Linked DNA regions of Homo sapiens: region 2 is linked to region 1. A link is a loop called in an ENCODE intact Hi-C map of the cell type or tissue named here. Cell type or tissue: body of pancreas. All regions are shown on one strand. Each heading gives the region's core, and the rest is flanking DNA. Links, peaks and the distances in the headings are about the cores only. Region 1 overlaps LILRA2 (leukocyte immunoglobulin like receptor A2). Region 2 holds the start of LILRB2 (leukocyte immunoglobulin like receptor B2).

Region 1 (8,878 bases), core at 637-8,636:
CTCTACACACTGCTTTAAATGTGTCCCAGAGATTCTGTTATGTTTTGTCTTTGTTCTCATTGGTTCCAAAGAACATCTTTATTTCTGCCTTCATTTCATTATTTACCCAGTAGTCATTCAGGAACAGGTTGGTCAGTTTCCATGTAGTTGTGTGGTTTTGAGTGAGTTTATTAATCCTGAGTTGTAATTTGATTGCACTGTGGTGTGAGAGACAGTTTGTTGTGATTTCTGTTCTTTTACATTTGCTGAGGAGTGGTTTACTACCAATTATGTGGTCAATTTTGGAATAAGTGCAAAGTGATGCTGAGAAGAATGTGTATTCTGTTGATTTGGGGTGTAGAGTTCAGTAGATGTCTATTAGGTCTGCTTGGTTCAGACCTGAGTTCAAGTCCTGGATATCCTTGTTAACCTTATGTGTCATTGATCTAATATTGACAGAGGGGTGTTAAAGTCTCCTATTATTATTGTGTGGGAGTCTAAGTCTTTTTGTAGGTCTCTAAGGACTTGGTTTTTGAATCTGGGTGCTCCTGTATTGGGTGCATATATATTTAGGATAGTTAACTCTTCTTGTTGAATTGATCCCTTTACCATAATGTAGTGGCCTTGTCTCTTTTGATCTTTGTTGGTTTAAAGTCTGTATTATCAGAGACTAGGATTGCAACTCCTGCTTTTTTTTTTTCTTTCCATTTGCTTGGTAGATCTTCCTCCATACCTTTATTTTGAGCCTATGTGTGTCTCTGCACATGAGATGGGTCTCCTGAATACAGCACACTGATGGGTCTTGATTCTTTATCCAATTTGCTGGTCTGTGTCTTTTAATTGGAGCATTTAACCCATTTACATTTAAGGTTAATACTGTTATGTTTGAGTTTGATCATGTCATTATGATGTTAGCTGGTTATTTTGTCCATTAATTGATGCAGTTTCTTCATAGTGTCAGTGGTCTTTACCATTTGGCATGTTTTTGCAGTGGCTGGCACTGATTGTTCCTTTCCATGTTTAGTGCTTCCTTCAGGAGCTCTTTTAAGGCAGGCCTGGTGGTGACAAAATCTCTCAGCATTTGCTTGGCTGTAAAGGATTTTATTTCTCCTTCACTGATGAAGCTTAGTTTGGCTTGATATGACAGTCTGGGTTGAAAATTATTTTCTTTAAGAATGTTGAATATTGGCCTCCACTCTCTTCTGGCTTGTAGAGTTTCTGCCAAGAGATCCGCTGTTAGTCTGATGGGCTTTTCTTTTTGGGTAACCAGACCTTTCTCTCTGGCTGCCCTTAATATTTTTTCCTTCATTTCAACCTTGGTGAATCTGATAATTATGTGTCTTTGGGTTGCTCTTCTCAAGGAGTGTCTTTGTGGTGTTCTCTGTATTTCCTGAATTTGAATGTTGGCTTGCCTTTGTAGGTTAGGGAAGTTCTCCTGGATAATATTCTGAAGAGTGTTTTCTAACTTGGTTCCATTCTCCTCGTCACTTTCCGGTACACTAGTCAAACATAAATTTGGTCTTTTCACATAGTCCCATATTTCTTGGAGGCTTTGTTCATTTCTTTTCATTCTCTTTTCTCTAATCTTGTCTTCTTGCTTTATTTCATTAATTTGATCTTCAGTCACTGATATCCTTTCTTCCACTTGATCGAATCAGCTATTGAAGCTTGTGCATGCATCACGAAGTTCTTGTGCCGTGGTTTTCAGCTGCATCAGGTCATTTAAGGTCTTCTCTACACGGTTTATTGTAGTTAGCCATTCATCTAACCATTTTTCAAGGTTTTTAGCTTCCTTGCAATGGGTTAGAACATGCTTCTTTAGCTTGAAGAAGTTTGTTATTACCGACCTTCTGAAACCTACTTCCATCAACTTGTCAAACTCATTCTTCATCCAGTCTTGTTCTGTTGCCGGTGAGGAGCTGCGATCCTTTGGAAGAGAAGAGGCACTCTGTTTTTGGAATTTTCAGCTTTTCTGCTCTGGTTTCTCCCCATCTTTGTGGTTTTATCTACCTTTGGTCTTTGATGTTGGTGACCTAGGGATGGGGTTTTGGTGTGGATGTCCTTTTTGTTGACATTGATGCTATTCCTTTCTGTTTGTTAGTTTTCCTTCTAAGAGTCAGACCCCTCAGCAGCAGGTCTGTTGGTGTTTGCTGGAGGTCCAGTCCAGCCAGACCTTATTTGCCTGGGTATCACCAGCAGAGGCTGCAGAACAGCAAATATTGCTGCCTGACCCTTCCTTTCGAAGCTTCATCCCAGAGGGGCACCCACCTGTTTGAGGTGTCTGTTGGCCCCTACTGGGAGGTGTTTCCCAGTCAGGCTACACGGGGGTCAGGGACCCACTTGAGGATGCAGTCTGTCCGTTGTTGGAGCTCTAATGCGGTGCTGAGAGAACCACTGCTGTCTTCAGGGCTATCAGACAGGGACGTTTAAGTCTGCAGAAGCTACCTGCTGCCCTTTGTTCTACTATGCCCTGCCCCCAGAAGTGGAATCTGTAGAGGCAGTAGGCCTTGCTGAGCTGTGGTGGGCTCCACCCAGTTCGTGCTTCCAGGCATCTTTGTTTACACTGTGAGCTACTCCAACCTCAGCAATGGTGGATGCCCTTCCCTCCATCCAGCTGCAGCATCGCAGGTCGATCTCAGACTGCTGCGCTAGCAGTGAGCAAGGCTCCGTGGGTGTGAGACCTGCCGAGCCAGGCACGGGAGGGTATCTCCTGGTCTGCCAGTTGCTAAGACTGTGGGAATAGTGCAGTAGTTGGTCAGGAGGGTACTGTTTCTCCGGATACAGTCTGTCACGGCTTCCCTTGGCTAGGAAAGGGAAATCCTCCGACCCCTTGTGCTTCCCAGGTGAGGCGACACCCCATCCTGCTTCAGCTCGCCCTTTGTGGGCTGCAGCCACAGTCCAACCAGTCCCAATGAGATAAACCAGGTACCTCAGTTGGAAATGCAGAAATCCAGCTGCAGACCGGAGCCATTCCTATTCGACCATCTTGGAAGCGACACCTATATTTTTTTTAAAGAAGGATAGGTATCCATGAGAAAGTGACTGGTTTCATTATGTTCTTTTTATTTGTTATTCACCCACTAGAGAATGGCTCCTTTCTAATTACTCTTCAATGATCTCCTTTAATTTCTGGTACAATTTTAGAAATCATAATACATGGAAATTTTATTTCTTTATTTCTAAATTACATGCCAATATTTCTCAAATATTAACGTGTATATAACTACATAATAAATACATTTCTGAAGTTTTACATATATACACAGGTTCTATACATTACACATGATGTGAGTGGAGGTATATCTAAACACATTTTTATATGTATTCATCCATATGCTTCACATATTTGACATGACAGGTCTTTACAGGTTTGTTATTGGTCTTCTTATCTAGACTCACACTTGCTGGAGCAGAAGTATTCATTTATGAACCTCGGATAGCACCAGCATTTAACATATGCATATTTGTGTGTGTGGGTGGGTGTGCATGCACGTGTATTGCATTCTAGGGGTTACTGCCTGTATGAGGAATTAGTTACCTAAGGATTAAACGGAAGATGAAACCCCAGGTGAAGTGGTTGAGGGCATGAAGGGGAGGCAGACCCAGACTTTCACCCCTTTGTGTTCCTGACATTCAAGAGCCCCTGAGGTCCAACCCCTCCTCCATGGAGCCTGGGTCCTCAGCTGGCGGATCCGTGAAACTCATCTCTGGGGAGCATTGGCTTCTGTGGTCCTGCACCTGCTCCTTGCAGCCAGTTAGGGCTCAGAGAGGACACAGAGAGCACACAAGGTCCCAGGCTGCACAGAGAGCACATAAGGTCCTGGTTATTTCTGTATTGGGGACCACTTACCATATCCATGCTGAGCTCCCGGGATGCAGGAAAACTCTCCCAAATGACTCAGGAGCTGAGTTTGGATTTGTAGAACACAGGAAGTCTGAAATAATTCAATGAGGAGACTGGAGGGAACCCTGCTACAGCAGAGGAAGGGTTTATTGAGGAACTCCATAAAACTCATGTCAAGAGACACAGGGGAAAAGAAGAATGCAGAGCCCAGGAGTGAGGCTGGGCTCAGGGCTCTTCTCCACTGTTTTGATTCTCAGAAGCAGCTGAGACCCTCAGCCCATCACAAAACAAGACAGACTCCACGACTAGTGAGTGAGGAGATGCTCTCAGTTATGGGACTGGCACAGAGGGTCAGGTCCTGTAAAGGGGAGGTGGGTGCCCTGGGTGGACATACAGGAGTCCCGGGGTGATTCCGATCTGCCCTGACCTCTGTGACCTCTTTGTCCAGCATCCCTAGGCCAACACCCCCAGGATTACACAGTGGAGAATCTCATCCGCATGGGTGTGGCTGGCTTGGTCCTGGTGGTCCTCGGGATTCTGCTATTTGAGGCTCAGCACAGCCAGAGAAGCCTACAAGATGCAGCCGGGAGGTGAACAGCAGAGAGGACAATGCATCCTTCAGCGTGGTGGAGCCTCAGGGACAGATCTGATGATCCCAGGAGGCTCTGGAGGACAATCTAGGACCTACATTATCTGGACTGTATGCTGGTCATTTCTAGAGACAGCAATCAATATTTGAGTGTAAGGAAACTGTCTGGGGTGATTCCTAGAAGATCATTAAACTGTGGTACATTTTTTTGTCTATGAATGTTGACTTCCCTTGACTGGATCCCCTTTTTTTCCCATCCCCAGACATGAGGCTCCATCCCACATGGCACCGTTGGGTCCACACCTCCACACACCTGTGTGCTCTGGTCCACGGCATGTGACACAGTCTTCCTTATTCCTCATTGTCACACTCCTTGATGTCACTTACTGAGTCCCCGTCTCTTCAGTTCAGAGATCCAAACCTGAACCACCAACTAAATCAACGACAGGAGATCAGATTCCAACCAGGAAAACATAAATCCACCCTGCTGCCCTGACACCCTCTCTGTACCTTATGAGCCCTTCCCTCTTTCTCAGATGCTATCTGTGTAATTTCTCCTGAAATATCACCACTTGGAATCATCACACTGGCATTTCAAGTGACACCACAGCTATGCTGATTCAGAAAAAGACATCTCTAAAATACTGTAATTAGTGGTATCTACCAATTTCTGTGACATAAATATTTTTCTCATGGCCCAAATCAAGGTGCCAATGGGTTCTCACTGAATACAGGGTTGGGAAGCAAGGGACAGAACTGTCTTCACTAATGAGCACCAGGGACCTGTGGCACATCCCACTGAGAGCTCACCCATATACCTACAGTCCTTTCTATTTCAGAGGCAATGATCACTTCTACTTCAGTGTTATGGCACAGGTCAAATGAAATTCTGACACTGTTATCCTAGCATATCCACAAAAGACAAACCTATTAATATCTGATGTGGGAGATAACACGGCTCACCTAAAAATCAAAGTACATGCCGGGCGCGGTGGCTCACGCCTGTAATCCCAGCACTTTGGGAGGCCAAGGCAGGCAGATCACGAGGTCAGGAGATCTAGACCATCCTGGCTAACATGGTGAAACCCCGTCTCTACTAAATACACAAAAAAATATTGGCCGGGCGTGGTGGTGGGCGCCTGTAGTCCCAGCTACTCAGGAGGCTGAGGCAGGAGAATGGCGTGAACCTGGGAGGCGGAGCTTGCAATGGGCCGAGATTGCGACACTGCCCTCCAGCCTGGGCGACAGAGCAAGACTCCGTCTCAAAAAAAAAAAAAAATCCAAGTACAACATAAGAAAAATGTTAACAGAACTATGCAGTTTCGATGAAAGAATTTTTTTTGAGATGGAGTTTTGCTTTGTTGCCCAGGCTGGAGTGCAATGGTGCAATCTCGGCTCACTGCAACCTCCACTTCCCAGGTTCAAGCAATTCTCCTGCCTCTGCCTCCCGAGTTACTGGACTACAGGTGTGCACCACCATTCCCGGCTATTTTTTGTATTTTTAGTAGAGACGGGGGTCTCGCCATGTTAGTGAGGCTGGTCTTGAACTCCTGACCTCAGGTTATCCACCTGCCTCAGCCTCCCAGAGTGCTGGGATTACAGGTGTAAGCCACTGTGCCCGGCTGATGGAAGAATTCTTAAATGACTCGTTCTACTTTCTGCTGGTCCAGGCACTCCTTGGCTTGGGGCAGCATCCCACCAGTTTCTGCCTCCATCTTCTCAATGCTTACACCTACCTGGTTGCCTCTGTCTTCACACCCATTCTTCTGTGTGTGTCTTTTCTCTTCTTCAGATTATGATATCACTCAGATCAGATTAGGACTCATCCTAATTCGTTATGATCCCTTGATCATAACTTAAATGCATTTGCAAAGACTCTATTTCCAACTATGTTCACATTTATAGCTAATGGGGCTCAGGATTTCAACGTGTATATTAGGGGGAACAAGTCAATTTATGACAGTGTCTACAAGAAAAGTATGCATAGAAATACATTTAACCAAATACAAAAATTAGGTGGGTGTGGTGGTACACGCCTGTAATCCCAGCTACTCAGGAGGCTGAGACAGGAGAATCGCGTCAACCCAGGAAACAGAGGTTGCAGTGAGCTGAGATCTTGCCATTGCACTCCAGCCTGGGCAACAGAGTGAGACTCTGTCTCAAAAAAAGAGAAATACATTTAACCAAAGAGATGCAATACGTATACATTGACAATTTTAAAATACTGCTCAAAGAAATAACAAAAGACCTAAATGAGGAAAAAGTCATCCCAGTATCATAAATCAAAAGGCTTAAAATTAGTTATCTCCCTCTAGGGAACCTAGACTAATACACTCACCCCGTCTCCTTGTTCGGAGGCTCTCCTGCCTATCAGCTTTTCTCCTCTGTGCTTTCCATGTCCCTGTGGTTCTCTGGTGAGCCCCATCATGCTGTCCTAGAAGATCCACTTAGAATTTCGGTATTTACTCACCATTTTGACTCCTCTTAACGAGACAGGCACATGCCAGCTGTTTCCATTCATCCAACCTGAACCTGAGCCCCCGATCATTTTTTCTACCACTTTTCAGTCCTGGGAAACTCAGTCCCAATGTGCTTGTCATTCATTTGAGAATAATTTTCATTTTCTCCAGTAGTTTTAAAATTACTTTGTATCTATTCTAGATATCGTTTGCTCTATCATAGTTAAGACATTAATGTTATTTATGAATTTGTGCACATTAAACTCATGATCTTTCATTTCTGTAAAAATGTCAACTATTTCCTTTGCAAGTATTTATTGACTAACATACTCCTTATTTCCTTCATTCTGAAAGTGTGACACATAGAGATATATCTGTTTCCTCTTCTCACTCTATTCTTTGTGTGCATTAATTATCTTTTCTATTTTTTTCATTTCTAGTTTTTCTCCGATGACTAATGAAAAATTTAATAAATATTCTACACCAATACAATGTTTATCATTTCAGCAGTGTCTGGTTCTTGATGAAAGTATTTCTAAATGTGTTAATATAATTTACTATTTTCACATCACAATAGCTTCCTAATTCATTTCTATAATTGCCTGTTTTTTCTCTAATGGACTCTTCGATTTTTATTCCTCTGGGGTGGGTTTTTCTCCCACACACCTGATCTTCCATACAGGGTTTCTCCCAGGGATGACTCAGGAAGGAAAACTGATGAGGGGCATTTTTGTACCCGCTCCTGCCCTGCGGTGTCCATGCTCCCAAGTTTAGAATCAGCTCTGTGTTATGCCTGGCATGGTGGAGCCCATGAGACCCTCACATTCAAGTGCCAAAGATGCCCGGTCCAGCAGTGATAAAGCGAGACTGTGTCATGCACACCCGGGAAGGTGGCTCAGTGCTGAATGTGGCCTGGGTCACCAAACCAAGCAATCCCAGATTCTGTCCACAAATACAGAAGAGAGGGAGCCACAGTCTCTCTAGGATCCCACGGTTTCCTCCACTTTTTCCTTTGTTCTGAGAGAAAGACAAAGTGCCATGACTGCTCTGTGGGCTGGACAGATGCCTGTTTTCACCTGCAGGCTTGAACTCAAGCTGAGGTCTTGAGCATTCCCAGGTACTGATAAAGCACCTTAGATTGTTTCTAGAAAACACTGAAAAATTAACCCTTTGTTAATTATGTAGAAACAAACCCTGCCCTGAACCAAACTCCTGAAACGCTCAGGTTAAACTTTGTAACTCAATCCCTTCACTGCAGATACCCAGTAGGAAAGTCACATGAGCAAGGATGAGATGACTTTGGTTAAACTCAGACCCCACAGGGCCAGGAAGGCCTGACGGAGAGGAGGCTCGTGTTGCCAGGTCTCAGATAAGAACTGTTTCTAAGGACTTTTTTAAAAACCCCATAAGAAACTCTTCCATGTCTTTCACCCCTCTCCTGCTTTGACATGGTTTATTACTAGATATTCTTTAGGACATCAGGAATGCAGATAGGCTGCTCTCGAGAGAATACTTGCCCAGCAATGGCATCTCCTCCAATGGACTGACAGCAACTCTGGCTTTGAACCTCTGGAACCAGGGAACTCTGCTTCTAAGCAGCTCTGTCAGCCTCTCCCTTGTTGCTGATAAGAATTTCCTTTACCTCTCTATGTACAGAGAGCTCTCTCTATGATGTTTTTCCTCTACTCTCACACCACAACAGTCATCAACACAGGAGACTTGTAGGATCAGATGTGTGGGATTGTTTCCCAGACCCAATAGCGAACAGCAGCTGGGTGTCCTCTAAGTCGGCTCCGAGCTGTCTACCCAGACACAGTCCCAGATCCCACAGATTGAAGGCCCATTCTCCAAGATTGCCCCCACACACCATTCCCAAGTCCAGACCTCCAGAACTTCTGACTGACTGGCTTCAAGTTGGGGATCCCATGACCACCTCTTTGGGTTTGATTAATTTGCTGTAGCAGCTCACAGAACTCAGGGAGACACTGACGTTTACTGGTTGAATAC
Region 2 (8,878 bases), core at 615-8,614, 310 kb before region 1:
GCGCCTACTGTGTGCAGGTGACTGCTGGACCTTCTGTTCACCACCTCCAACCCCCACAACAGTCGTGCAGCACACAAACATCCACCCCACCCACTCTACAGATGAAAAACTGACGCTCAGAGAGGGGAATCGCCTGCCCCGGGCCCCCAGCCAGGAAGCGGCAGAGCTGGGAAGGGAGCCTGGGAGTCTGACCTGCAGCCCTTGTTCCTGCACCAGAGCCGAGCCCCGGAGCTGCAGGGAAAGAGCCTTACCGTCCTGAACCACGACTCTGCTCCCCTCCCCTGCCCCAGGTCACCGTCTCTGCTGCAGGTGGGACGGGACAGGCCCCCGCGGAATCGAGTCTTGGAGTCTTCCCTGAGGGGCCTCCTCTCCCAGGAGGTCACAGCTGGGAGTGAGAGCTGAAAGGAACTTTCCCACCTGCAGGCCTCTCTCCTTTACACTTGGAGAAACTGAGGCCCAGGCAGGGGAGGAGCCTGTCTACATCACCACCTCCAGAGGAGCCTGAACCTAGGACAGAACCCACCCCTGCCTCCCCGGGACCCCGCCCACCTCCCACTCAGAGCCCCTCACTCACCACTTTGGGGATCCGACCCAGTGGGGGTGAGGGGCTGGTCCTCAGGGCCTGCTGGGTCAGGACGGGGAGGTGAGGGCTGGGGCTGCCCTGCTCCCCACATCAGCCCGGCTGCTCCTCCCCCAGGCTGGGCCCCAACATTTCTCTCTGCCTTGACCCCCCACCCCTCACCAGCCCAGCCTCAGAGCCCTGGGGACCCTGTGGCCCCTCCTCTGGCTCTGCCCAGCTCCCTGGACAGAAGCCCTTGATTGAGTCCCTGAAGGGAATGGGATCCTCCTGGACACTCAAAGCTGCCCTGGGGGTCGCTGCGCTCCCTTCGAGCCAGAGGCCTCAGGGACTCACCAGGTGTGGAGATGGGACCGGTGGGTGGGGGGCTGGAACCCATGGAGGGTCCTGGGTGAAAGAATGAGAGGAGGGTGAGGAGCTGGGGCTTTCCTGAAGTCTCCACCTCAAACCAAATTTCTCTACATGGGCCCTGTGGCCTCCCCAGGCCCCTCCCTCCACCCGCCTCTCCTGTCCATGATGCTGGCGATGCCGCTGAGTGTGCGCAGGCCTGGGAGGGCCTGTTGTCCTCCTTCCCTCTGAGGGTGAGTCTCCCACTGGCTGAGCCCCGCTCAGACCCCCGCTCACTCCATCCCAGCCCAGAGCTCTCCTGGGGGGCAGGGCCTGAGCTGAGCCTTTGAGCTCAGAGAGGACAGGGTCAAGGCCCCCACCTGAGACCACGAGCTCCAGGGGCTCACTGGGGTGAGACAGCAGGTAGGGGTCGGAGTTGAGTGAGCCGTAGCACCTGTAGGTCCCCGCGTGGGCTGAGGTCACAGGACTCATGGGGAATTCAGCCTGGTACTTAGGATATTCGTGTATTGATCTTAGACGGAGTGGGGCATCAGCTGCTCCCGCCTTGGTCAGAAGGAAAGTGTGGAACTGCCGCCATGACTGACACAGCAGGGTCACGTTCTCTCCTGAGGCCACTGTGGGGCCTGGCTGCACTGAGATGAAGGGTGTGCCACGGATCTGTCCTGGAGAGAAGAAGGATGGGTGAGGGGCTGCCCCACCTTGCTCTGAGCTGAGACCTCCCCAGGCCTCTCTAGGAGCCTCTGTCTCTGTTTTCTCTGAGTCTTCCCCTCCCCACCCATCCCCTGTCTCTCTCTCTGTCTCTCCCTCCCTTGGGACCACCCCCCGCCTCATCCTGGCCATCACTAATTGGATTCCCCCGGCAGGGCCTGTGCAGAGTCTGGGTCCCTGACTGAACCCGCTGGGCTCCTCACCTGTGATCAGGATGTCCAGGGGGTCGCTGGGGGCCGAGCACTCAGAGGAGAGGTTGTGTGCACCGTAGCATCTGTACTGGCCCCCGTAGGAGCGGCTCACAGGGCCCAGGGTGAAGTTGGCCTGGGAGAGCCCAGCCTGGGGCTGCCGGCCAGGGAGCTGGCGAAGGTCACGTTCCCCCTCCTTGTACAGAACAAATCTGTCATAGCCGACATCAGAGACACACTGGAGGGTCAGGCTTTCCCCAGGGGCCATGACAGGACCCGGCTGCACTGAGAGTGATGGCTTCTTAGAAACACCTGGGAAAAGGTGCTCATGGTTTCCAGGAGCCGACCCTCAGGCTTCCCCACAAACCCTCCCTCTCCCCCGGTGCCTCACCACTGCTGATCTTCCTGTGTCTCTGGCCCCAGGACCCCTGAGCCCTCTCGCCCCAACATCATCCCACCTGGAACTGCCCTGAGACACGGCTGCTCCCCACCTGCCTGGAGACTCAGGGAGACTCAGGGAACTCCAGACAATGCTGTGAATTTCTCACCTGGGACCAGGAGCTCCAGGAGATCACTGGGTGAAGACCACACATAGGGAGAGTTCAAGTCATAACCATAGCACCTGTGCGACCACCTGCGATTCGGGCTCACGGGGCCCACGGAGAAGATGGCGCGGGACGACCCACGGGCATGGGGCTGGGAGTTCAGGCATTGTGGGTGTTCATCTTCTCCTTCCTTACACAGAATGAAGCCGCCAAATGCCACCTGTGACTCACACTGGAGGGTCACCCTTCCTCCTGAGGTCACCACAGGGCTGGGCTGGGCTGAGAGGGTGGGTTTTGGGTAGGCTCCTAGGAGAGAAGGAGGCATCGTGTTAAATGGGGCTCCCACCTCCCACATCATCCCCAGGGCTGGGCTGTGAGAGGGAGACACCCCTGAGAGCCTCCTTCCTGAGGGCAGAGCCTGGGGCTGGGATCCCTGAGTGTCCTCTCACCTGTCATCACCAGCACCAGGGGGTCACTGAGCTCAGACCACCGAGCGCGGCTGTAATACTGACAGCCATATCGCCCTGTGTGTTCCCAGGTGATGGATGGGATGTGGAACTGGCCGTTCTTCACAAGCTCTGGTCGTATCCGTGTAATCCAAGATGCTGATTTTTTCTCCCTATATAGACGGTACTCCTGGGCTTCAAGGCTCCCCTGACAACTGAGGGTGACGGGACTCCCCTGGGTGATCACAGAGTCTGGCTCAGCCCACAGGGTGGGCTTGGGGATGGTCCCTGGAAGGAAATCAAAGGTCAGATTCGAAGTCATTTCCCACCCAACAGATCTCAGCTCTCAGCCCAGGACCCTCCAGATGCCCCCATCAGTCAGTCCAGAACTTCTAATCCCCATCCCCAGCTGCACGGAGGTGGCCCCTTGTCCCCAGTGAGGAGGAGGGACCTGGGAGAGCTGGGGACAGACTCACCTGTCTGCACGCGGGTCCTGGGGCCCAGACTCAGCCCTGGAAGAGAGTTCCCTGTGAGGGATTTGCCCCCTGAAGCCTGAGCAGGTCCTCCCCTCCCTGGGATCTTTGTGAGCCCCTGGGGTCTCCTTAGGGACCAGAGTTTGGCTGTGGGGTGAGGTCCCTCCTAGGTTAGAAGCTCCCCTCTCTCTTCAAATCTCACCGAGACAGATCAGGACTGTGACGATGGGGGTCATGGCGTCTCCTCCCACTGCCCTGCTCTGCGGATGGATGAGCCCTCGGTGCTGGCGGGACAGAGACACACAGAGAGAAATAGCCTCCCCTCCTTCCCACCCTGTGTGGACACTCAGAGGCTGGGTCCTTCTCATGGGGTGTTGTCATCTGCAGCCACACAAGAAGCGGAACTGCCCTCCCAGGAGCCTGACTCTCATTCTTTTAGAGCTGAGGTGGGGGCAGGCACTGGGCCCTCTGCAGACATTTCAGACTGTAATGGGGTCTTTCCTGACCCCCAGCCACTGTCTGTCTGGTTTCTCCTCGTCTCACCGAGAGCCGGGATGTAGCAGCAAATAGAACTGGTGCTTCTTGTGTCTGCCCTTCCTGATGAGGGTAGCAGTGGCTTCCCCTTCCTTCTCACAGCTTCCCACATGGTCACCCTCCCTCCTTCAGCCCATCCATCAGCACAGCGTTGTGGGGTCCTTACCATGGCAGTCGTCCCTCCAGCCCTGGAGATGCTTCAGGGAAGACCCAGGTCCATGCTGCAGGCAGACTCAGATCAGCAGAGAAGCATCTCGCCTCTGGCTGTGCTGTCCAGGTTGAGCTGTGTGTGGCAGTGAGCACAGAGGAGAAATGCAGGGAAGTAGGGGAAGAAAAGTTGACTTCTTTCTTGACACTGGATTGTGGGTTTTCTTTCAACCAAATAGTCCCCTCTTAACTTCCCCTTTTTAAATGTTTTTGCTCCAGCGTCCACTCCCTCCCCCCCGGGAAGAAACCTCTGAGTCTTTCCTGCCTCCTCGGTGCCCATTGCGTCCTTAGCCGTCCCTCTGCACCTCAATTCCTGGTCAACATTTTGGGAACAATGACTTATGTTTGAGCTTTGATTTGGGGAGTGGGGGAGGGAGTTGATATTTATTTGATGACTGGTTATCATCCGCTGCCTACGTGACCTTGGTTTGTAATGTCCCATCACTGAGCCTCAGTTTCTTCCTTTGCAGATTGTTGTCATGAATCCCACTCGTCACAGTGGTTGTGGGGTCAGTGGTGCCTGGGACATTGGGAGGGGCTCATTTGTGCTTGATTTCCAGACCAGGGTAAGACCTGAGGCTTTGGGACGTGAGAGGATCTTGCTGTTGGACTCCACATTCTGTAGGTGATTGATGAGTCCACTCAAGATGTCACATCTGACCGTAATGGAGAAACGTATGTGTAGCATTTCTGAAATACCCAGAGTATCAAGGTCATGAGCAGAAAAAGACATGTGGAAACCCCAAGTGTAGACGGACTCACAAGAAAGAACAGAGGCCAGAGGTGAGATGCCACAGGGTCCCGGGACCATCAAGGGCTCATTAGGGTGGAGGTTTCCACCACTGAGTGGAGCCGGGAGAGGAACCCCGGGATCTGCAATGACAGTGAGGGGCTCAGGGCTCCAGACCAAGGTGGGAGGCTGCGTCCTCTAGCTACACCTGAGGCTGGAGTGGACCCCAAGCAGCCCAGGGGAATTCCCTCAAGGGAGTGCACCAAACTGTCCAGACCTGCTGGAATTCCAAGGAAAGAAGCACTAAACACCAGGGTGTTCATAGAGCATTTATTAGGGGGACCTCTGCACAGTGGGGCATCCTTGTCTTCTTGCCCAGTGTCTCCTTGTGGATCTCAAGGATGTGCTTCCACATAGCAGCATGTTCTTCAGATGGACAAGGAGACACTGGGTATTCTATCCAAAGCTTTAACCTAAAATAAAAACAAAACCAAAAATAAACCCCTAGAAAATATGATCTCTCAGTACAGTTGTTTCTTGGGATACACAGGCAATTCGTTTCAGTACCCCCTACATGTACCAACACTTGCTCGTACTCCAGCCCTGACGTTGTCTCTGCTGGGTCTGCATATAGGAAAAGTCTGCCGTTCATATACGCAAGTCTTGTTTCTCACAAATGCTATAGTTTTGATCCCCGTTTGTTTGGAAAAAGTGTGCATATAAGAGACCCCTGGAATTCAAGGCTGCATTGCTCCAGGGTTGCCTGGATTTTGAGTTTATTTGGGAGTGAGAAGCAAGGATTACAATATGGAGTGCATGGCATGGCAAGCCACAGTGTGTCCAGAGAGGGAAGTGTGATGTTGTGATATATGCTGGTTTTCACCCGCAGTTCCTGGCTTGTAACTCCCATAGCCCTTGTTATAGTCTTTTGTTATAACATTGGCTGTGCTGGGCCTCAGGGGAGGCCTCTGACCTCCTCCTGCCCTTCCTTCACCTAACCCAAAGTAAGACTCGAATGTTCCCTGCCTTTCTGATAGTGGATCTTAAGACCCTCCCAGAAGACAGTCTCACCCTGTTCCTTGTGGGAGGAAATGCTGATGTCATGAAGCTTTCATAAAAGCCCCAGAGGACTGGGTTTCATGAGTTTCTGGGTGGCTGAGCATGCTAAGGCTCCTGGAGGGCGACGCCCAGGGAGGGTATGGAAGCCCCGGGCCTCTTCCCCCATGCCTCCTCCTATGAGTTTCTTCATCTGTGTCCTCTGCAGTGTGCTTTGTATTCAACCAGGAAATGTCAGTGTTTCCTGAGTTCTGTGAGCTGCTACAGCAAATTAATCAAACCCAAAGAGTGGGGCATGGGATCCCCAACTTGAAGCCAGTCAGTCAGAAGTTCTGGAGGTCTGGACTTGGGAATGGTGTTGGGGGCAGTTTTGGGGAATGGGCCTTCAATCTGTGGGATCCGGGACTGTCTCTGGGTAGACAGCACCAGAGCTGACTTAGAGGACACCCAGCTGCTGTTCGCTACTGCGTCTGGGGAAAAAAACCCCATACATCTGGTCCTAGAAGTCTTTTTCTGTGTTGATGATTCCTGTGACGTGAGAGTAGAGGAAAAGCACCGTAGAGAGAGCTCTCTGTACATAGAGAGGTAAAGGAAGTTCTTATCAGCAACAAGGGAGAGCCTGACAGAGCTGCCTGGAAACAGAGTTCCCTGGTTCCACAGGTTCAAAGCCAGAGTTGCTGTCAGTCCATTGGAGGAGATGCTGTTGCTGGTCAATGGTTCTCTTGAGAGCATCTTATCTGAATTCCTGACGTCCTAAAGAACATCTAGTGATAAACCTTGTCAAAGCAGAAGGGGCTGAAGGACATGGAAGAGTTTCTTATGGGTTTTTTAAAAGTCCTTAGAAACAGTTCTTATCTGAGACGTGGAAGCATGGGCCTCCTCTCCTTCAGGCCTTCCTGGCCCTGTGGGGTCTGAGTTTGACCAAAGTCATCTCATCCTTGCACCTGTAACTTTTCTATTGGGAGTCTGCAGTGAAGGGATGGGGTTACGAAGTTTAACCTGAGAGTTTCAGGAATTTGGTTCAGGGGAGGGCTTGTTTCTACACTTTTAGCAAAAGGGTTAATTTTTCAGTGTTTTCTAGAAACAACCTAAAGTGCTTTATCAGTACTTGGGGATGCTCAAGACCTCAGCTTGGGTTCCAGCCTGCAGGTGGAAACATGCATCTGTCCAACCCACAGAACAGTCATGGCCCTTTGTCTCACTCTCAGAACAAGGAAAAAAGTGGAGGAAACTGTGGGACCTTAGAGACTGTGACTCCCCCTCTTCTGTGTTTGTGGACAGACCCTGGGATGACTCAGTGACCCGGGCTACACTCAGCACTGAGCCACCTTCCCGGGTGTGCATGACACAGATGCGCTTTATCATTGTTGGACCGGGCATCTCTGACCCTGGAGTGTGAGGCTCACATGGACCCCGCCATGCCGGGCATAACACAGAGGTGATTCTAAGCTTGGGAGCATGGACACCGCAGGGCAGGAGCGGCTACAGCAATGCCCTCATCAGCTTTCCTTCCTGAGTCAGCCTGGGGAGAAACCCTATATGGAAGATCAGGTGTGTGGGAGAAAAACCCACCCCAGAGGAATAAAAATCAAAGAGTCCGTTAGAGAAAAAACAGGCAATTGTAGAAATGAATTAGGAAGCTATTGTGATGTGAAAATAGTAAATTATATTAACACATTTAGAAATAATTTCATCCAGAACAAGACACAGCTGAAATGATAAACATTGTATTGGTGTAGAATATTTACTAAAATTTTTCATTAGTCATCAGAGAAAAACTAGAAATGAAAAAAATAGAAAAGATAATTAATGCACACAAGAAATGGAATGAAAAGAGGAAACAGATATCTCTCTTTGGATCACACTTTCAGAATGAAGGAAATAAGGAGTATGTTATTCAGTAAATACTTGCAAAGAAAATGGTTGACATTTTTATAGAAATGAAGAAAGAACATGAGTTTAACGTGAACAAATTCATAAATAACATCAATGTCTTAACTATGATAGAGTAAAAGATACCTAGAATAGATACAAAGTAATTTTAAAACTACTGGAGAAAATGAAAATTATTGTCCAATGAAAGACAAGCACATTGGGACTGGATTTCCCAAGAGTAAAAAGTGCAAGAAAATGACTGGGGGCTGAGGTTCAAGTTGGCTGAATGGAAAGGGCTGGAGTCTGCCTACTCACTAAGAGGACCCAAAATAGCGAGTAAATACCAACAGGTCAAGTGGATCTTCCAAGAGGATGCTGGGGTTCACCTGAGAAACATGAGGACATGGAGAGAAGAGAAGAGAAAAGGTGGGAGCCAGGAGAGGCTCCTAACACGGGGAAGGGGTGAGTGAGTGAGAGATTCACCAACACGGGGAAGGGGTGAGTGAGTGAGAGATTCCCCAACACGGGGAAGGGGTGAGTGAGTGAGAGGATCCCTAACACGGGGAAGGTGTGAGTGAGTGAGAGGATCCCTAACACGGGGAAGGGGTGAATGAGTGAGAGCCTCCCTAACACAGGGAAGGGGTGAGTGAGTGAGGGGTCCCTGGCATCTACACCTCTGCTGTGGGCCCTTAGGATCCTGCCCACAGGAGAGCGCCTGTCCCCTCTGGGCCTCCAGAGGCCCACAGTTTGCTCCTGGAGACTGTACCAAGGCCCCACTGGAGCCCACGTGGAATCCCACAGGCTTCTGATCCCTGAGCAGCCTGGGTCCAGCTGCCACTGCCTTAGCAGGGAGGGAGGAGGCCAGGCACCTCTGTGGGCCCCAGAATAAGTATGACAGCTGGGGCACAGGAGCAGCCAAGCTGAGCACCACACAGCTGCCCACCTCTGTTGCTTCCTGCGAAATGGGGCTTCCTTCCTGCTAATGGGGCTTGCCAGCTGCAGGGCCCCAGTCACCCGTCCTGCCCCCACCCGAACACCGTGGCCCTGGCTCGGTGCCCTCTGAAAGCCCAATGCTCAGAGGCCCCTGACAAGCCCTTTGCAGTCACTGCCACCTCTGCCTCTGCCCCTGCTGCCCCAGGCCCAGGGAGGGTGTGGGGAGGCCTGGCACTTTCACGTGTCCCCAGAGCAAAA

What was found. A loop is a pair of places that touch in the nucleus more often than their neighbours do. Peaks named below come from ENCODE experiments on the same cell type or tissue, not always from the same donor. Only the 100,000 strongest peaks of a DNase experiment are listed, where the experiment ranks them.
Region 2: it touches region 1 in a loop (12-fold over the local background); 29 of 110 quality-filtered maps call a loop at or near these places.

The regions. Positions count from the first base shown.
Region 1 is chr19:54,582,930-54,591,807 of GRCh38, forward strand. LILRA2 (leukocyte immunoglobulin like receptor A2) reads left to right here. Exons shown (of 8, transcript NM_001130917.3): 7 at 4,081-4,131; 8 at 4,272-7,358. The coding sequence ends at 4,417. Among named protein-coding and RNA genes, the nearest start is that of LILRA1, 6.3 kb to the right of the region's middle. In body of pancreas, for the core only: no CTCF peak of the experiment used is centred there; no DNase peak of the experiment used is centred there.
Region 2 is chr19:54,276,976-54,285,853 of GRCh38, forward strand. It overlaps LILRB2 (leukocyte immunoglobulin like receptor B2), which reads right to left and starts at 4,135. Exons shown (of 14, transcript NM_001080978.4): 1 at 3,986-4,135; 2 at 3,488-3,569; 3 at 3,289-3,324; 4 at 2,816-3,100; 5 at 2,370-2,672; 6 at 1,837-2,133; 7 at 1,285-1,587; 8 at 914-964; 9 at 575-622. The coding sequence starts at 3,521. MIR4752 (microRNA 4752) reads left to right here and starts at 5,134; the gene lies at 5,134-5,205. RefSeq lists enhancers at 2,049-3,248, 8,480-8,878. In body of pancreas, for the core only: no CTCF peak of the experiment used is centred there; no DNase peak of the experiment used is centred there; H3K27ac peaks cover 1,184 bases; H3K27me3 peaks cover 466 bases.